Regions from separate parts of the Homo sapiens genome. Here region 1 is linked to region 2. Evidence: chromatin loops called from intact Hi-C (ENCODE). Cell type or tissue: thyroid gland. All regions are shown on one strand. Links, peaks and the distances in the headings refer to the core of each region. The heading gives the core; the rest is flanking DNA. Region 1 overlaps CDK5RAP2 (CDK5 regulatory subunit associated protein 2). Region 2 has its middle 190 kb from the start of BRINP1.

Evidence for each region. Hi-C counts contacts between places; a loop is a spot of excess contacts. Peaks named below come from ENCODE experiments on the same cell type or tissue, not always from the same donor. Only the 100,000 strongest peaks of a DNase experiment are listed, where the experiment ranks them.
Region 1: a loop joins it to region 2, with 6 times the contacts of the local background. A loop is called at or near these places in 5 of 110 quality-filtered maps.

The regions. Positions count from the first base shown.
Region 1 is chr9:120,525,608-120,536,115 of GRCh38, reverse strand. CDK5RAP2 (CDK5 regulatory subunit associated protein 2) reads left to right here. Exons shown (of 38, transcript NM_018249.6): 8 at 5,976-6,138; 9 at 7,319-7,372; 10 at 8,191-8,310. Among named protein-coding and RNA genes, the nearest start is that of CDK5RAP2, 49 kb to the left of the region's middle. In thyroid gland, for the core only: CTCF peaks have their summits at 4,021 and 4,220 (motif pointing right); DNase peaks (open chromatin) are centred at 3,524, 4,255 and 5,715; H3K27ac peaks cover 2,766 bases.
Region 2 is chr9:119,550,365-119,560,933 of GRCh38, reverse strand. No RefSeq gene overlaps it. Among named protein-coding and RNA genes, the nearest start is that of BRINP1, 190 kb to the right of the region's middle. RefSeq lists enhancers at 4,506-4,555, 4,506-5,026. In thyroid gland, for the core only: a CTCF peak has its summit at 4,700 (motif pointing left); a DNase peak (open chromatin) is centred at 4,593; H3K4me3 peaks cover 409 bases.

The DNA.
Region 1 (10,508 bases), core at 982-8,981, 980 kb before region 2:
AGATACTAAAGTTAGCATTTGATTTTGCCCATGAGCTTCCTGGGAGCCAAAGGAAAAAGGGTAGAGACAAGATTTACATTGCAAATGAGGTAAAACAAGCTAGTAACTCAGGAGAAGCCCAGTTTTACTTGGCACTATCAGAGGAAATTTCTCTTGTGGTTCTTCCCAAAGTGAACAGTGAGTGACTGCCCCCACAAGAAATAACAGTGAATTTCGTGTGACTTATATTCCATTATATCTTTTAATGCAGCCCAAGGCCCAAATGAGTACAGGGCAAGGTGTCAAAAATAAAACAGTGTAGACCAAATACAGAGCTCTTTGATGATCCACGATAAAATGGGTGCCTTCTAGTTTATTGGGTAGTTGATATGTCCTTTAGGCAGTCTTTAGTGCCCATCATATTTTGCAACGAAATTTTTGGTAAAAACTTGTCAGGAGAAAGTTGAGTTTATTCCTTACCATAAACCTTACATTATGATACTCTTGCCTTATTTGGCAGTCACTAAATGGAAGGTTAACTAAATATAAGTCCAACTGCTGGCTAACCTGTGACCTATCTGTTGAAGAGCCGAGCTTGTTTGGAATTTGATAGAAATTGTTCTAAAGCAAATGATCTGTTTCGGAGGATACTGACTGGCTCCTTTTTCTTGGTCATTTGGTGCCTGCCCTCTGCACTGACTAGCACTACTGTGTTGTTTAGGTGCTTGGCCTAACTGCCGGGTTCCTCAACTCTTGTCTGCTTTTACTTCTGCCTTGGTACCACCTGTGGAGATTGGAGTCTGCTGCTTGGAAAATCAGATGAGCAAATCCTAATCTTTGGGATAGGATTATCTGTAAAAGAAAAGTAAATAGACCCAGAGGGAGAGCCCATGCCTCCATGTAAGTGCCCTAGCTTCAGCATTTGGAGGTGCGAGCATTTATTTGGTGCTCTGCAATCTTTTCTTAGCTTTGATCTGGAAAATGAAAGTTTTATGATTAATAATTTCAAGGTGAGTGAGGAAACTGGGTTCCCCATGGACCTCAGTGGAATGAATATATATCATCTCAGTTTACCCATTTGACACCTTGTGTTTTTCTTGACTTCATGGCTAGGAAGAGAAACTTCCCTGGGAAGTGCCCTCCTACTGAGCCTCCCCCCAGAGTACTGGCCTTTCCAGGCATCACCCATGGAGCCACTAGACTGTGAGAATTCCACAGAATCATTTCCGTGTTCCCTTGTATCTCTCCCAACCCATCAGCAGTGAAGCCCTTAGAAGGCTTATGGGCTTGTCTTCCTGGGGGAGCTACAGGTCTGGAGCAGTTAAACTGGGAGTAGGGGACCCAGGGAATAGAGTATGTGAGCAGCCACCAAAGAAGAAAAGACTGGCAGAATTCCTGGCGCCTGTGAAGGGGAAGGAGAGGGTTTGGGATAGGTTTGAAAAGAGGTCCTGGGACAGAATGAATAGAAAAGGCCCTCTGAGGGTCCTGACAGATGCTGAGCAGTCAGTTAATTGGTTCTATTGGATCTTTATGCCTTTTATTCAAAAAATATCACCTGAGCATCTTCTACTCAGCACAGTGGTGATGAGAATGTAAGAAGGAGTGATACAGCCTGGGTTCCTCTCCCCAGGAATCTCATTGTTTGAGTTGAAGCTTATCATCCAGCAGGGTGGGAGGGGTGGAGGGAGGAGCAGGATGATAAGGGCTAAGTAGGATCAATGCTGGGTTAACATATATCTAATTCAGTTTAGAGGGATTAGGAAAAGCTTCCCGGGAGAAGTACTAGGAAGAGGAAGAATTACTTGGACAGAGAAAGGAAAGTAAAGGAACAGTGCGAGTGGAAGTCCAGAGGCAAGAAGGAACATGGCAGGATGCAGGTACAGGAGGGTGCATAGCCTGGCCTGAGTGCTGTGTTCTGGAAAGGAGTGGGGAAGAGGTGAGGAGAGGGAAGCTGGGGAGGTGACATGGACCTTATTGAAGAATTTGAGTTTTATCCTAAAGGCATACAAGAAGCCACTGAAGAGTTAAAGGTGGGGCTTCAGGGAATGACAAGATCAGATTTAAATTTAGAAAGGTCTTTCTGCCTGCCCTTGGGGAATGGATTGACACTGGGGCTGGGTAGAAGACTGGTTCTCAGGCTGATGCAGAAATCCAGGAAAGAGCTGATGGTGACCAAAGTGGAGGTGACAGAGCTGGGAATGGAGGAGAACAGGCTAGAAGGTAGAGTGGATGTGATGGGCTTGAAGGGCTTGGTGACTGACTGGATCTGGGGGATAAGGGGAAAAGCTACAGTGACACACCCTTGCCCAGGCATTTTTTTTTTTTTTTTTTTTTTTTTTAGATGGAGTCTTAACTCTGTCCTCCAGGCTAGAGTGCAGTGGCGTGATCTTGGCTTACTGCAACCTCAGCTTCCCAGGTTCAGGTGATTCTCTTACCTCAGCCTCCTGAGCAGCTGGGATTACAGTTGCCCGCCACCAAAAAAGCCTGGCTAATTTTTGTATTTTTAGTGGAGACAGCGTTTCACCATGTTGGCCAGGCTGGTCTTGAACACCTGACCTCAGGTGATTTGCCGGCCTCTCAAAGTGCTGGGATTACAGACATGAGCCACTGTGCCTGGCCCTTGCCCAGGTTTTGAACATGAGCAGCTGTGGGGTGGTGCAATTTATTGAATTTTGTTGGGGGAAAAGGAAAAAGAGGAAATGTTTTTGGGTGGAGGGAGAGGGAAGATGATACCTTCAGTTGGCACATGTTGGGTTTGAGGGCCTGTGAGCTTCAGTGAGTAGAGTCTAGGATGTGGTTGGGTGTATGAATTAAAGCTTGAATTAGAGGAAGTATAGATTCATTCCTTAACCAACTACTGAGTGTGGCCTTGGGAATGCGTGCTGGGAATGCAGGGCTGAACGTTGTCCTGCTTCTATGGTGCTCTCAGTGTGGGAGGGGATAGATGTTAAAAAAAATATATGTCGTGATTGATGCCGTGATAGAGGTGAGCCCAGGGTTCCGTGCTGTGACAAAAGCAAGGTGTGATCAGCTCTGCCTGGGCGTGGAATGGGGAGGGCTTGTCAGACAAGGAGTCCTGCGAGTTGGGTGAGGACGCTTTGCCTAGCAGAGAGAACAGCACGTAAAGGTACAGAGCCTGGCACATTTTAAGGTGATCCTAGAGGAGAGTGGTCCTGTTAGCATGTGCCACAGAAGCTTAATTGCTCATCTTTTTTTGGAAGGGGGACTTTGGGAAGGGTTAACGTGTATCAAGTACTTACTGTGTTCTAGGTGGTAGAGTCTCCATGGATGTCGGATCAGAGCTTTGCTAAAGGCGGCATCTTCCTGGGATTTCCCATAGGTCTGACTGGAGAGGCACCAAAACCCAACATGTCAGTCCTATGAATGCAGCTGTCTCTCAGGGATAGCTGTGTCCCAGGCGCACTCCCAGAGATCAGTGCAGCAGTCAGATGCCAGCTCTGGATTTTTGCTCAGGGTGTGGCCCTCTTTGTGGTGAAACCTTCCTGGGTGTGTAGGATCAGCGTGTTCCCTCCCTGAAGGCAGGCCTGCCTAGGAAGCTAAGTCAAGGTCAGATGGTTAGCAGAAAACTGGAGCCAGAGTCCTTGGTTTTGCCCTGGTGAGACGGATCCAGATCTGCGACACAGATTGACTCACTGTTGGGCAGGGCAAGGTATTGAATCTTTAGGGCCCAGGGACCCCTCACGTGGATGGACTCTGCCAATATCTTTCTGGGCTCCCACCACCCTTTTTAAAGGTGCATGCTTTAGCTACTTTATTGTCTTCAATCTGGCCTTTGAGCTGCTCTGTGTCTTTAAGGCAGTTAATACTGGGAAGTCCTGCAGATCAAATATGCCAACAGATATGATCTGTTTGGCTTACAGTATTTTTTAAAGTGTGAATTAGTTGCCAGTATGTAAAAAATTGAATTTCATGCAGAAGTCTGGATTTCCACCTTCTGTTTAAAACCTAGGAGATTGGCAGCCCTGGGTATCATCTTGCTGGATTGAGGCTACCCCTCCCCTTAGATGGGCTTGGTGCTCCAGCTTGGCCACAGGAGTCCCCACCAGGCCTGCCTACTTTTTCTTTTCTCTATGTAGAACTTGCTTTAAGGTAACTAAAAAAAAAAAAAAATTCAGTTTTATTGGTGTATAAATTACATACAACACAGTGCTTCAATTTTAAGTGTATATAGTTCGGTGACTACCTCTCCCATTGATTATGTGACGATTTCAAAGTTGAGCCCCTAGAGGGCAATCTTACACCTCTTTCCAGGTTTTCTGGGGCATTGCACTGGTGCTGCCTGGCACCTTGTCTCCTAGTGCATTGCTAGGTGCTTTAGTTACCTTTGTCTCCCTCTTTACCTTCATCCCAGGAAGCTGTGCTTCACTAGGGCAGCTCTGTCTGACTGCAAAATCTTTCTTCTTTCTCCCAAACTAAGTTGCTTTCTTGGTTTAGCTGCAGAAAGGCTATTCTGAGGGTCTTCTGACAAAATGCTAATTGTTACATGTTAAAAAAAAAAAGTAATAATTATAACAACTGTCATTTGTTGAGTTCCACCATATTCCAGGAGCAGTGCAAGATTGTTTTAAATAGCTTGTCTCTGGTCCACAATCACAAGTCACCCCTATTTTGTAGCTGAGGAGGCACAGGCTCAGAGAGATGGAATTACTTGCCATGGCCAAGGGGCAGTTGATATGGGATAATTTGGTAATTATATTGTGTTATTTGATAACACAGCCCAGAGAGGGATGTGTTCAGCTGTTCCTGAGTGGGGCACTAGGGGTGCAGGTAGCAAAGCTTCCTGGAGGGGAGCTTAATTAGCTTTGGCAGGATGAATGGGTGTTTGTCAGGTAGAGGTGGGGGTGAGGCGGGGGTAGGGTGGGGAAGGGCATTTTAGGTAGAAGGAATAGCACGAGCAAAGGTGTAGAGGCATGAAACAGTCTGGCTTCGGGAGAGAACTGAAAGTGAGGCTACTGAGTGGAGATGGAGAGGGTGATGGTTTCCCGTGAGAGATGAGACTGAAGCTGTCGGCAGGGCCCTCTGATCTGGTAGGCCCTAAGACCTAGGACCTGGAATGCCTGGGAAGGAGTTTCACCGTTTTTTATTTTTTTATTTTTTCCTTTTTTTTAAAAATTATACTTTGTTTTAGGGTACATGTGCACAACATGCAGGTTTGTTACATATGTATACATGTGCCATGTTGGTGTGCTGCACCCATTAACTTGTCATTTACATTAGGTATATCTCCTAATGCTATCCCTCCCCCCTCCCCCCACCCCACAACAGGCCCTGGTGTGTGATGTTCCCCTTCCTGTGTCCAAGTGTTCTCATTGTTCAATTCCCACCTATGAGTGAGAACACGCAGTGTTTGGTTTTCTGTCCTTGTGATAGTTTGCTGAGAATGATGGTTTCCAGCTTCATCCATGTCCCTACAAAGGACATGAATTCATCCTTTTTTATGGCTGCATAGTATTCCATGGTGTATATGTGCCACATTTTCTTAATCCAGTGTGTCATTGTTGGATATTTGGGTTGGTTTTATCTTGAAAGTCAGTGTTTTTAAACTTTGCCCTGAGAAGTCTTGGCAAGACATTCCGTTTTTTCCACACTTATCGGAACAGCTCTGCTTCATTGGTTTTGTTTGCTTAGGTTTCAGTGACATATCTTTTGGAGAGAGGATTTCTTGGCCAAAGAAATTAGTAGTCCACTGCTGTTGGTGGGGACCGTTGAAGGTATTTGAACAGGAGCACAGCTTGGCTAGAGTCCAGAAGCTCAGAGTTGAATTGACTGGAGCCAGGCTGGAGGCAGGCAGGGGACCAGTTAATGTCACACGAATTCTGACGCTTAATCTCCTACCTGCAAAATGTGATTCTGTTTGTGTTCAGCCATTGTATATGTCTACTTTGAAGATATCTGGCCCCATTTCCTTCCTCCTCCAGCTCCACTGAGCTAAGAGAACAGCTTAGAATTAATATTTAAATTTTGTTCTCTTTTAGACTGATTGAGGAGTTGAAGCTGTCTTTGAAGAGCAAAGAAGCTTTAATTCAGTGCCTTAAAGAGGAGAAATCTCAGATGGCATGTCCTGATGAGAATGTGTCATCTGGAGAGCTCCGAGGACTTTGTGCTGCTCCAAGGGAAGAAAAGGAGAGAGAAACTGAGGTGAGGTGACAGGACATGAAGAGGGGGCTTTAATTAGCCAACCAGACTCCTCTGTGGGAGATGGAATGCGCATTCGGTCCTCATGGTTCACACACAGCCTGCTTCTAAATATGAGTCCCCTGTCAGCTGAGGAGTGAGCAGAAACTGCCTTTGTCAGGGGCCCTGGCATTCTTTTTCCTTCTTAGTCTCCTGTTCCTATAAAGAGTTGCTTAAAGAAAACCAGTCCCTACCTGCTTACCTCTGTTTTACCATGTGTTGATTTGTTGTTACCTGGGGACTTTATTTTCATCCTTTGGGTTTTCTTAGGATACAGTTGTGGTGCATTGTTTTCCATCTTGCCTTTTTGGTTAGAAGTAGGTGTGAGGCCAACTTTGGTCTGCAACTTGAGAGGTAGGGTGGGAAGAGGACTAACTCGTATCGGGCTTAGCAGTATGGGAGGGGTTCAGTATACCATCTCGTTCAATCCTCCCAGCCACCTGGCAAGGTAGAGCTCATGGTCTCCTTGTCACGTTTAGAAACGGGCTCAGGCTCAGAGGAATTGTTACATTTTTCCAGGTTCCAAGAGATGGGTTGCTAGTAGCTGACCCCAAAGCCTCCCTGGACTCCTGCCCCCGCCCTAGGCGGCCTCCCCAGCAAGCTCTTTTGAAGAGGTTGGGCAGGCCAGGGAAGTGCAGGTAGGTCTTAGTCCAGGCCTTCCATTCTTGTTGGAGTAGCTGCTGCATGTCGTATGTTCACATTGGGGATGTTCTGGTTGTTCACAGAAAGTCTTGGTTTCTTCATGGAGCAGGGCCTGTGCTCCTACCACAGCAGTGGATGCTGTGGCCTTGCCAGTTCGTTTTCATCTGTAATCCACAGTTGTCTCCTGTCCCTCCTCTTAACTCTCTTGCCCACTTCCGCCACACGGCCCTCTAGTAGGCCTTTGTCTTGTTAAGCAGCACTGTGGTTTACTCTCTGTGGGGCTGGTGATCAACCAGGGTAGGTTGTTGTCTTCACATTTTTCTTCATTCAAATCAGGCAGGGCTTTGGGTGGGGTGGAGAGAGGGAGGGGACACTTGTTTTAACGAGTTCCACAGTAGTGGGGGAAGGTGAGTAAGCGACAAGGACGTGCTCATTCTAATTGTTCTGGAGAAGCTGTTGGATTGCACGTCCCTTCTTCACACCAATTAATGCCTTTTCTTAGGCTGCACAAATGGAGCATCAGAAGGAGAGAAACAGCTTTGAAGAGAGGATCCAGGTATGTTGATACAATTTTAAAAAATGTATTGAAGATTTAGCCTATTCTTGCCTCTTGTTTTATTCTGAGTGCAGCAGATAATTCTGTGTCACAGTAGCTGTCACTCATTGAATGCTACTGTATGCCAGTCAAGCATAAGGTACTCTAGAAAGGGTTTCTTAATCTTTGCAATAACTCTGTGAAGTAGGCATTCCCATTTTACAGATGTGGTACCTGAGGCCCAGAGAGGTGAGGTCACTTGCCTAAGAGCACATAGCTAGGAAGAGATAGAGCAAAGATTTGGACCTGCCCATGTGCCATGGTTCCTCTGTCACAGCAGGAGGCATTTGTGTGGTGCCTGCCAGCTTAGAAAGTGCTTTCACATCCATTATCCTGTTTGATCCTCACAACAGCCCGGAAGAGAGGTGGTGATGATTATCTTTAGAATGAACTCAGACTATAAATGTATAGTTCAGTCTCCATGAGAAGGAATGAAATTAATGATCTGTTATTTCTCCCAAATAACCTGGTATGGTTTCAAAGACTCTGACTGACTGTATTCAAATTCCATAAGGCATTGGAATCCTTCCCATAGGAATAGCTGTCATCGTCTCAACTGATTTGATCCCCTTCCCCTTCACCCAGCCCTGTTGCCGGGAGCGGTAACACAGTAACTTGGAGCTGATGGCACTATGTTCAGCTCCACTTGGAAACATTAATCACAGGTTGACAGGAATAAGATAGAATAACTGCATTTGAGTGTGCTCTTAAAGATATATTTATGGTGCATTTTGGTTGGAACGCATCAACTTAGTGAATCTTTTTCTAATCTAATTTAGGCACTTGAAGAGGACCTGAGAGAGAAGGAAAGAGAAATTGCTACAGAGAAGAAAAATAGTCTAAAGAGGGATAAAGCCATTCAGGGTTTAACCATGGCATTAAAATCAAAGGAAAAAAAGGTATGTCTGATACACTTGAAGTAAGATTTTTCTTTATTAGCTTCTATGACTGGCCTGTCCTACCCTGAATTTTTAGCTTCAGATAAAAAGTTTATAAGAGAGCTGAGGTAGTATAGAAAGTGGGGAAATGATCCTCTAGTCAACCGGAAATTCTTTTGGAGTGTCTAATCCAGTGCTGTCCAATAGAAATATCATATGGGTTACCTATGTGATTTAAAACTTTCTAGTGGCCACATTAAAAGAAGTAAAAAGAAACAAGTGAAATTAATTTTAATTATATATATATCCCCCCCCAAAACATAATCATTTCATCATATAATCAGTAAAAATATTGAGATAGTCAACACTTTTTTTTTTCAGAACTAAGCATTTGAAGTTCAGATGTGTTTACAGCACACCTCAATTCAGGCTAACCACATTTCACATGCCAAGAGCCACATGTGGGTAGTGACTGCCGCATTGGACAATGCAGGTCTAATCTTTTGAAGGATAACAGAAAATTGAGATAAAGGAGTTTTGGGAAGCAAGGCCATGACTGTGAGCCAGTTAAAGAGCTGCCTGAGTGTTGCGTTTGTAATCCAAGGTGGTAGCTGATGGTTGCCTTTGTGATCCAAGGTGGTAGCTGATGGTTCTGTGCTGTTTTCTTGTCCTTACTATGGCAACCTATTGTGTCCTAGTAGCTATGCAAGGAACAGACAGAGAAGAAAACCCAGCTCTGCTTGCAAGTCTATTGGGGAAGAAAGAGTGTTGAGGGTTGTGATTGAGGGAAGTGTAGGGAGCTGGGGAGGCAGAGGGAAGGGGACCTGATCCAGATTAGGTGTGGATATTGCATGTGGGGTGCAGTGCTTAGAGGAGAAGGTGCCTGAGCTGCATCTGAAAGGATAAGTAGGAGTTAGTTGGGAAGGAAGGCAGGGACGGGGATGCCATTATGGACAAAGGGAGAACATTGGTCAAGGTGTTTAGTTAGGAGAGACCCCATATGCACCACAGACAGTTTGGAGTTGTCAGAGCACAAAGTGTAAAACTTAAAGGAGGCGAGAGAAGAAGGTGAAGCTTCTTCAAGTGGCCAGCCGGTGGGGGTTGGGGAAACTAATCATATTGAGCTGCTTAAGTGGCACTTAAGGACACTGAAAACTCTTAAGCATATTTTCATTTTGGAGAGGTCTCTGGCTCTATCTGGAGAGTGAATTGCAGGAGGGAGAGAATGGAGGCTGGGAGACCAGTAGCCTCAGTGAGAGCCAAGAAAGGGTGAATTAGAGCAGTGGGCACAGCAAGTAGGAATGGAGGGGGAGGGGCTTATTTAAGAAATAAGGTTCAAAGTAATTAGAAATAAGGTTGGGAAAATTTGAGGATTAGATGTAGGACTTCAGAGAAGCATAGTGAAGGAAGACTTCTAGGTGTCTGGCTTGCATGACTAGAGGTATGGTGGTGCCACTGACTCAGTTCAAAGCGTGGATAGTGGAGGTTGATGGCAAGATCTGGGACAGTGGTAGATGTGATGAATCTGTTTAAAAAGTGGTGACTTTGAGGAGCCCGTGGACCATCCAGATGAGATGTCCAGGAGGCAGATGACATGCATGCCTAAAGTTTGGAGAGAGCTCAGTCCTGAAGAGGTCAATCTAGGACTCCCTGTTTATAGGTGTGAGTTAAGAGTCTGAGAGTTGACCTACTTATCTAAGGAGAGTATAGAATGGGAAAGAAGAAGGTTGATGATGGGACTGCAGAGGACATCAGAATTTCAGGGATAAGGAGAGGAATGCACAAAGGGGACAGAAGGAATAGTTGCAGAAGTAGGACACTAACGAGGAAACTGGGGGTGTTGCTAAGGAGTTTGAATGATCACCACTGTCAGATGCAGCAGAGATTTGCCTCCTAGTGATAGTAGTCACTTTGGGCATGGTGGCTTACGCCTTTTATCCCAACACTTTGGGAGGCTGAGGTCGGAGGATCGCTTGAGGCCAGGAATTTGAGACCAGCCTGGGCAACAAGGTGAGAGTGTGTCTCTAATAAAAATACAAAAAAGTAGCTGGATATGGTGGCGTGCGCCTGTGGTCCCAGCTACTTGGGAGGCTGAGGTGGGAGGCTTGCTTGAGCGTGGGGAGTTGAGGCTGCAGTGAGCTGTTATCAGCCACTGCACTCTAGCCTGGGTGACAGAGCAAGACCCCGTCTCAAAGGAAAAAAAAAAAGTCAACATTGTA
Region 2 (10,569 bases), core at 1,452-9,451:
AGAAGAGAGAGAGGCCCCAAAAAAAAAAAAAAAAGATGAGGGAGGAATGAGTGAGTAAAAAAAAATTGAAACAAGAGAGGAAGAAAGGAACAGTGGAGAGAAAAAAAGGAAAGGAGGAAGGAAGGAAAAAAAAGGTTTATTGATTTGCTCCTGTCAAGACAGATTACTTGTTTGGTGGGCTCTGGGAGAGTGGGCTATGGGACCTCATTCCCTCAACCAGAACATACTCCCCTAAAAACACTATCTCTCCTTAGCCACACAATTCTTGAACCACTGTCAGCATCTAGGGATAAGGCTTTTCAAATGGCCCCTCTATTTGCATTTGGGTGCACATTGCTGGAAAGACTTGAAGAGGTGGAAGGTGCTGCTCTAGCACCTTCTGGAGCTGTCCAGAAGAGAACCCATGTCTGTGCTGTGCCCTCACCTCATGCTTTTTTCTCAGGCTCAAGGATGGGTGCAGTTCTCCATGCCCCTGTTGCTTTCCACATCTTTCTCACAGTCTAAAGAATCATGACAGATATGTGCAAGCTCTGAATTAAAATGACTGGTGTGACCTATGTAAGCTCCATGAAGCAGATGGCATTTGAACAATAGGTAGGGTTTGGCATGCCAAATTGGAGGGTTGGGGAGCTATTCCATTCTGGAGAATCGTAAGACATTCCAAGCCCTTCTTTCTCCCTCTCCAGCTCATACATCCAGAGACTTCTCCACCAGACCTGCCCCTGGCTTCCTGCTGAGCCACCAGTAATTGCTACCTCAATAAAGATGTTACTGGCTCCAGTTTAGAAAGGATAAGGAGATCTGGGACTCTCAGCCTGTCTGCCTAGTTGAACAGAGGCGTCACTCCTTGTCTTTTTCCGACCCTTGTTTATCTCTTCCTTCCCTTGGCCCTTGCTTCATTTTGTTGTAATTTCAGCCACGGGGGAGGGAAACGAAAGTCAGATGTGGAGATATCATTGGGAACAAATGGCATTTGCTGTTAATGTGGGGGTAAATGGCCTCCACTCTGACTTGTGATATTTTAACTCTCTTAAGGAAGAAAGTGACACTGCAGTTCTCTTGTGCTGCCTGGCCCAAAGGCAGGGGAACATTATTCATCTGGATCATTAACCCTAAAATATGATTTTACCCACAGCAGCATTCCATGGAGGGCAGCTACTGTGGGAAAATTGTGACACCAGGCAGAGCTCAGGCAGGGCTGAGCATCAGAACCTCAGTTTCTTTGTACATCCACTGCTCACAAGCTGTGTGACCCTGGGTTAATTTTCCAGGACCTCAGTTTTCTCATCTGTAAAATGAAGATAGCAGCCTATACCTTGCCTACTTTGAATCGTGATGGTGAGGATATCCTGAGATAGTGTCAAAGCCTTAAGGGGGCTAAAACACCGTATAATTGTTTGTTACAATTACGGATTTTTTGGGTTGGTTGCCAGCACATTGCTAACTCTGCACGTTTTTAAAAACCCTTTCCAGTACCCAGTACACAACATTCTTCCATCTCTAGCTCTCCCTGGATCAAATCCTCTTCTCAGAAAAGTTTCTGGTTATCAACCATTTATGGGTAACATTATTCCTTCTTCCTGTCCCTGGTTTCTCTAGCTCCAAACCATTCTCCACCATGCCAGCAGAATTATCTCTGAAACAGACACACCATCCTACTCACAACCCCCTTTCCCTGTGGCTCCAGCTGCCCATGAGTTTATCTGATGCATTCAAGCAAAATTTAGCCATCTCCTACTATGCCTGCCAGGCACTGTTGTAGGTGATGGAACTGTAGCAGTAAATAAAACAGGGAAGGCCTCTGCCCTCCTGAGGTTTGCATTCAAGAAGAAGACAGAAAAAATAAACAGGTAGATAGACAAAGAAGATGCCTTTAGATAGTGATACACTGGATGAAGATAGTAAAGCAAGGAGAAAGAGAAGAGTGATAGGTAAGTGGGAAGTCTTGTGTGTTTGAACTCTATTCTAATAAGAGAAGCAGCAGACATGTGTAGCCCCGGGATGAGAGGGTTAATGGGAAAAAATCTGCAGTCACAGAAGCTTGGTTACAGGATAGGCCTGGCAGAGCCGAAGGATAGCAAGGAATTGTGATGTGAGCAAAGGGAGAGTGGCAAGAGGCATGGTGAATGGGAAAGCTAGGACCCTGGAGACTATAATAAGATTCTCAACTGTGTCCTACCTGCAAAGGGAAGCTTTTGCCAGATGTGAGGCAGGAAAATGACATGATCAGATTTACCTTTTAAAAAGATCACTCTGGCTGTACTGTGGAGAATGGAATTTTTGTGGCTGAAATTCCAAAACTGTCTCGGAAACCTTCACCAGTTGGGTCCAACTTCCATTTTCAGCTGTATCTCCTATCACAAGCACACACATCCTGCACTCTTGGCATGTTAGACTCAATATTGTTTTCTACATGCCATGTTCCTTCACACTTTTTAATTCAACTATTGCTATCTTCTCTTCTGGTAATGCCCTCCTGCTTCCCCAGATGCTGTCACATCATGCATCTGACGACCCATGCTGCATGCTTGGATGTGGGGCCAGAACTGGGGCATTCTTGAGAGCTTGAAACAGATCAGGAAGATAAGCAAGCAGTAGACATTTAGTGTGCTCCTATTATGTGCCTGGCACTGTGCTGGGCCCCTAGGATACAGGTGGAATGAGGCAGACCCAGTCCCTGCCTTCGTGGAGTTTATAATCCAAAGGGTGGGGACGTGTAAAAAGGAAATATGAAATAAATTAGGGATTCTATGCCTTGAAAGAAAATCAGGAGCTAGAAGTACTCATCTTGGAAGCACAAAATCATAGATTTGTGGTCTCATGGAATCTTAAGCTTATAGAATCAAATCATCCCAGGAGAAAAAAATACTAGGAATTAGAAATGAATATTTATCAAGTCTCTGGAGGATGGGGTGGCTGTATAAGCTTAGAAGTGATAGAAGAAATCACAAAGGAAAATACATAAAGCAAACTGGAAAAATACCCACAGCCAATATGACAAAGGATTACTATCTTTATTATGTAAAGAGCGCATGCAAATCAATTAAATTCACTAAGACCCAGTAGATAAGTGAGCAGAGGGCAAGAACAGACAATTCTCAAAAGAGGAAATACATGCAACTGGTTAACAAACACAAGAAAAAAAAACGTTCACTCTCTCTAATAATCAAAGAAAGGCTTATTAAAACCATGAGATAACATTTTTTGCCTATTGAATTAGCAAAGTTTAAACAAAAACAAGAGGATGTCAATGCTTTTGAGAATGGGATGATATAAAGAATCTCACGCATTGCTGGTAGACATGTCAACTAGGGCGACCGTTCTGGAAAACAATTTGGCAATATGCATGAAGACTCTTAAAATAAGATATAATTTTAGTAATTTAATTTCTGGGATTTTTTTTCTAAAGAAAAAAATCCAAAAATAGAAAAAAGATACATGCATGAAGATTTTTTTTTTTTTTTGTGGAGTATTATTTATAGTAGCTAACGCAGGGTGTGGGGTGGACATGGGGAGGCGCGCAAGAAAAAGCGAACTGAGGGGTACAGTTATCCATTTAAGGAAACATTTCATGGCCATTTAAAAACATGTTTGTGAAATTCTTATGCTCTGTACTAAAGTTAAGTGAAGAAGGAGGACAGAAAAAGAAATTGCATATTCAGTACGATCGTGTTCACAGGGAGACGATCATACACGCGCTGACTTAAAGATTTCCAGGTTGTCAGATAGATAAGAACATCCATAGAGCTGTTGCATGAAATGGTTTGGGGCCAGGGACTTGGACTGGGCCATCTTGCTGGTTCCTCCCCTAAGGTTAGAGATTTGGTGAAGAAATAAGAAGCAGTCCCAGGCTTCCTTGGAGAACTTAATGCTTTAAAGCTGTATAATTTTAAGAAACCTGACGGGCTTGACTCCTCCATTTTACAAATGAGGAAACTGAGAACCAAAATGGTTTGGTAACTTGTTCGAGGTGGCACAGATTTGGGGCAAAGCTGGGACTGGAATTTAGACCTTCTGAATTCAAACCAGTGCAGCCTCCAGTCTCAATGTGCCTATGCCTGAGTGGGTAAACATTTGCATTTATTTGGTGGCGGTGGCGGGGGGACAGGGGGCATTTGTGCTACATCTATACACTTGTGCCTGTGGATGTACACAGCCTGCATGTGTATTCAGCTGACAAGTAACCAACCATCGCGATTTGCTTGAGATTGTCCGGATTTTATCAGTCAGGCTGGGACTGTTGCTCACTCTGAATGTGTGTGTGTTTCACCCTGTTTCGTGAGCACGCGCTTTGGGGACATCCTGTGCATCTCTTGATATGTCTGGGTTTGTTTTTCTGCTCCAAAGAGGCTGCCCTTTGGCTCCAGCCAGTCCGTCTGCTCCACAACATCTCCCTCCGTCCCTGGGCCAGGCTTTTCCTGTTTTGCTGGCTGGAGGAAGAGAAGCTCGCGGGAAGCCCCAGGGTCTGGTTCCCATAGGCCGGTGTTCCTTTGCAGGCAGCCACCACGGCACCATCCAGCCGGCTTTTTGGAAGCAGGTCAACGTCCCTCCCAGCAGATCACCCAGCCTAGCTCAACCCAGAAGTAGATGTGTTTTCTTTCACCACGCGCTCGCCTCTTGCATCTCGCGGCTTAATTGGCACTAATGGGGGTGGAGGCCGCCTTTGGACGGCTTCCCGCAGCTGCCCTCTGCTGGTCGGTAGCCGCATTGGCGGCTGGAGCCTGGGGACCTGGAACTGTGGTTTCCGCCTCAGAGCCTGTGGGCCTGGAGACGCGTGTTGGCCACAGCCGCCCTGAGACTTTGGGAGGGTTATGATAAAAGACCTTATTACCAGTCCAGGCACACCTAACAGCCCCAATGTCTCCCTCCTTGAATAAACAGATACAAAAATGCCCTCATTGTGTCTGCTGGAAAAGCAGGGGTTATTCAATAATTAGCCTGTGTGAGCTGGGTGTGGTGGCAGGTGCCTGTAATCCCAGCTACTCTGAAGGCTGAAGTGGGAAGATCACAGGAGACCAAGAGTTCAAGTCCAGCTTGGGCAACATAGCAAGACCTCGTCTTTAAAAAATAAATAAAATAAAATTAGCCTTTCACTTCTTTGGGCTGCAACTTTATCATCCGTAAAATGGGCAGTGCAATGGCATCTATCCCATTAGGTCCTTAACCAGGAGTGGTGGTGTACACCTGTAATTCCAGAAGTTTGGGAGGCCAAGGCAGGCAGGTCACCTGAGGTCAGGAGTTTGAGACCAGCCTGGCCAGCATGGTGAAACCCTGTCTCTACTAAAAATACAAAGATTAGCTGGGTGTGGTGGTGGGCACCTGTAATCTTAGCTACTTGGGAGGCTGAGGCAGGAGAATTGCTTGAACCTGGGAGGCGGAGGTGGCAGTGAGCCGAGATTGTGCCATTGCACTCCAGCCTGGGCCACAGAGGGAGATGCCATCTCAAAAAAAAAAAAAAAAAAAAGAAAGAAAAGAAAAGAAAAGAAAAAACCAAAACGACAACAACAACAAAAAACATTAACCTGTAGTCCCAGGTGGTGTACCTGTAGTCTTGGGAGGCTGAGGTGGGAGGATTGCTTAAGTCCAGGAGGCCAAGGCTGCAGTGAGCTGTGATCATGTCACTGCACTTCAGCCTGGGTGACAGAGTGAGACCCTCTCTCAGACAAAAAAAGAAAGAAGGAAAGAAAGGAAGAGAGAAAGAGAGAGAGAGAAAGAAAAGAAAAGAAAAGAGAAACACATTAGGTCCTTGCGAGGCTTAGTGCAGAATGTCTGTAAGGAACCTCACCCTCACCTCACCTGCCACACAAGGAATACCAAAAAAAGGTGTCTGTTATTATCAACAATGATGCTGTTCTCATTGCAGTGGGAGCCAGTGATGACACGAGCGGGTCTTTTCTATAGCATCATGGTGGAAGGCCACGTGGAGGAAATGCTTTCCAAGCTGGCTTCTGCTGGATTGCTAGGATTTAACAAATATTTGTGTACTATTGCAATGTGCCAACTATTGTCCAAGAAATTATAGGGGTATAGAAGTGAATAATTTGCTGTTCCCAAGTCAGAATAACTGCACTAAACTTGAAATAATGTAAAGAACTTTTATATTCAACTGAAGCATATTTTTAAAATAATGATAACCGTCTCATGTTTGTCCAGTGTGTTTCAGGTCTGAGTCCTGTTCCAGGCTCCTCAGAGAGATAATGGATGTGAGCACTATAGAAAATAGACAGCTTTCTGCAAAATTAAGGTGATTCATATTGAGGGGTGAAGTTTGTCTATATCCCTCATTGACTAAACAAATCGTTTGTGCCTGTTAGATTGATAAAGACGATCACAGAGCCATAGCACTGTGGGCCTTCAGAGCTAGAAGATACTTTATCTGCTTCTATTTCCATTCATTGCTGTCTGCAGAATACCTGTCAGGTGGGAATCTATGCTCTGTTTGAATGCTTCTGGGGATGGGGCACTCACTTCTACCCTAAGTAGAGGTCTATCTGTCTTTACATAAGCAGATACATTGAGTGTTCTGTTTTCTCTCTTACTGGCTAAATCCAGACAAGTTATGTTAATTTTGCCCCTAAATATCTCTCAGCATCCTCATCAGTACTGCCTCTGTACAAATATCACTTCCATTGCAATTATAGTCATTTTCTAATTAGACTGCTAGCTTAAGCTTGCCCCTCCCTCTTCACCCCAATCCACTCTCTATGTTACTTTGCCACATGCGAATCTGATCTTGAAGTTCCGTTTAAACCCTTTGCCTTTCCCCTGCCTAGAGAAGCTCATCCTCCTTAGCAAGGCCTATGCTGTCTTTAACAGCCCAGCTCCTAGTTGCTTTCTGCAGCAGGGGTTAGCAGACTGTGTCTCATGGACCAAATAAAACCCACAACCTATATGTTCCATGAACAAAAAACATGGTTTTGACATTTTTAAACATAAAGTGCTAAACAAACCATTATACTTTTGGAGAGAATAGTTGCTTAAAAAGTTAAGGACGCTGGCCCTTGGCCCACAAAACCTAAAATATTTACTATCTGACTCTCTATTGAAAAAGTTTGGTGATACCTGGAGAATCAGCTCCTAAGATCCCTACACACTTGACTTTGCAGCAAGCTGGCGCAATTTGCCAAACTCCAAGTATAACATGCTTTTACACAGCCCTGTCATTCCCTCTGACTGACATCCTACCCTGCCTGCCTCTGTGATAAACTCTTACTTTTTAATGATGATGATAATGATGATGACAATGGCTAATGGGTGTTAAATACTAACTGTGTGCCCATCACTGTTTTAAGTACCTTACACGCATTAATTCATTTAATACACACAACAAGCCTATGAGGGAGCACAATTATTATTTCCATTTTACAGAGAAGACTAACATGCCAGAGATAAGGTTACTTGCCCAAAGTTACAGAACTGCGAAGTGGCTGAGATGATTCAAGACTCAGCTGTGCTGTTTCCTGGAAAGCCTTCTCAGAACTCATGGAGTGGGTTTGCTGTTCTCTTTCCTTGGATAATGTAGCACCTGCCTGGATCATAACATAATCCCTAGAAGGTTGCCGCTATCTGTGTCAGTGACCTCCTTCCCACCCAGGTGGTGACCTGCTGGGGCTAGGAGTCTTATATTTTGCATTTCTGACATTCTCCCTGGCACGTATTCTTAGGCCCCAGTGCTATGGGTGCTGAAAACACCATTCAAGTGAATCAATTTGCAGGGCTTCTTGCAGGTGACCCTAGTGGCTATTTTAAGAATACGTTAACAGTGTGAGCCTACAATAGGCGTTGTTGACTGATATGGTTTGGCTCTGTGTCCCCACCCAAATCATGTTGAATTGTAATTCCCAATGTTGGAGGGGGAACCTGGTGGGAGGTGATTGGATCATAGGGGCAGATTTTCCCCTTGCTGTTCTCGTGATAGTGAGTTTCACAAGATCTGATGGTTTAAAAGTGTGTGGCACTTCCTCCTTTGCTCTCTCTCCTGCCACCGTGTGTGGATGTGCCTTCTTTCGCCTTCATCCTTCTGCCATGATTGTAAGTTTCCTGAGGCCTCCCAGTCATGCTTCCTGTATAGTCTGCAAAACTGTGAGTCAATTAAACCTCTTTTATTCATAAATTACCCAGTCTCAGATAGTTCTTTATAGCAGTATAAGAACAGACTAATGCATTGACTCAAGAGCAAAGGATATGTCAGGACCACAGAACTGAAAACTCTTGCTGTAAGACTTGATTGACCTAGGAGTGGTGGAGATGGTATAGGTTTTTCCAGGGTTGGGCTCCCTGAGAAGACTGGAGATTTAAGCCAGGAAAGACCAAAAAACCAGTTTCTATAACAGTAGCAAAAAGAGTGACACCTCCATGCAGGGGTGTTATAAATTTTCTATATGATAAAGAACACTGTAAGATATGAAATGCTATTTAATTGTTATACATACATATATATAAATAATACTGCTAGCTTTAGGAGTGGGGGATAAGTCATAGGAAGGTGTATAGAAAAAATATATTAGAAATTTTTATCCCTGTGGCTTATCATCCTGGGTCTTGAGAATCTCTTCTGTCCTTAAGTCTTAGGATCCCAGGATAAAAGTACAGTAGGTATTTCAGTCCACATTTAAGAACCACAGATGATTAAGGGATGAAGAAGCCTTAATGATCATCCAGTTCAACCCAATGGAGAGAAATCCTTAGGCAAAATATTACCTTAAGCAAGAAGATATTCTTCCACCAGAAAACACTGGAGCATTTTGCAAGCCTTGTGTAAAGGGTATATCTGGGTTGTAGGGACACTTGGAATCTGGGACTTCACTTAACAGAATTGCACCTTTCTTTATGTCTTTCATTTCTGCATGCCAGTTCCATTAGATAAACTGCTGGCTTCCTCTATAGGGCCGTGGTTCCTACCACTCATATTTCATGACTACCACCTGAGAGAGACTGAGACTCTTCCTTTCTCTCCCTTTAGTTCTGATAAGAAAATCCCAGGGAAAAACTCTGAATGGCCTGGCTTATATACAAGGTGTACTTCTGGGCCAGTAGCTATGGCTTGGGGCTAGGGCCAAGCATGGCCACCAGCATTCCACCTCTGTGTACCGAGGTCATTCCCAAAGTGAGAGAGGTGTAGAGAACTTGGTAGCTGCTTCAGGTGGTATCCACTGCAAAAGATGAGAAATGGGGGCCCAGGGAGGTAGTTACATGCTCCCCATCCAGAAATATCCATTTTTTTTTTTTTGAGACAGAGTTTCCCTCTTGTTGCCCAGGCTGGAGTGCAATGGCACGATCTCGGCTCACCACAACCTCCACCTCCCAGGTTCAATCGATTTTCCTGCCTCATCCTCCCGAGTAGCTGGGATTACAGGCATGCGCCACCACACCCAGCTAATTTTATATTTTTAGTAGAGACAGGGTTTCTCCATTTTGGTCAGGCTCATCTCTGACTCCCAACCTCAGGTGATCTACCCGCCTCGGCCTCCCAAAGTGTTGGGATTACAGGTGTGAGCCACCGCACCCAGCCTCAAATTTTTTAATAGAATCTGGGACTAAGGAAGCCTGTTTTCAGTCTTGGGTCCTCCTTTTAGGAAGAAAAATTATAAGAGACCTCCCACAGGCTAGTTGTTTTATATTCAATTCTCAAAGCAACCATATGAAGTGGTTATTTTTACTCCCATCTTACATGCAAAGAAATAGAGGTTTAGGAAGGTTAACTAACCTATGCAAGGATGCATGGCTGGTGAAGGTCTAGCCTGGGAAGAGAAATGAGAATCTGGGTCATCTGGGCTCCCGAGCCCTTGCTCCTTTCTTTACACAATGTAACCTTCCAAAAGCTAGAAAGTGATTACCCTTTTGGGTATTGGCTCCTTCTATGAAATTAGATCTTTTCCAATTTAAAAGTTCATCTTTTCTGATTTAATTTTCACACTTTTTTTTTGTTTTTCTCAGTCTCAGAAGACATGTATGACTCTAAGTCTCTGACAATGGACACATTCCCTATTATTACAGAGGAAGCACACTCTTGTCCTGTGAATTTCTGGGAGGGGAAGTAGTGGGCTAATCTCTTATTCTCGGTTTATGGGGGTTGGAAGGGGTATGGGTCTGATGCAAAGAAAACCCAGGATCTAAAGACAAAGCTCTTAGCGTAGCTTCCAGGTTAATCTCTTGTGTAAACGTTGGCAAGGTACTTCCTCTTCTCGTCTCATCTTCCTCAGTATCCTCGGCTACTAAAAACGAACAAAAAAAAGAAACAAAAACAAGAACAACAACAATAAAACACCAAAAGCTATACTACCTTACTTCATAGCTTCATGAACTCTGTAGTTTGGCAGCTAAGGAATCTTTTTAAAACAGTTCATGTAAGTGAACTTTTAGATTTAAAAGCTTCCCCTTCCATGTTCTTCCAAGTCCTTGGTTTTCTTATCTGTAAAATGATAGAAGTTGGACTAAACACTTTGCCTCCTTCCACCTCTCAAATTCTAAGCCTCTGGTTTCTTTATTTTTATTTTTTATTTTATTTCTATTTCATTTTTTAATAAATGGAGGCTTGTTCTGTCACTCAGGCTGGAATGCAGTGGTGTC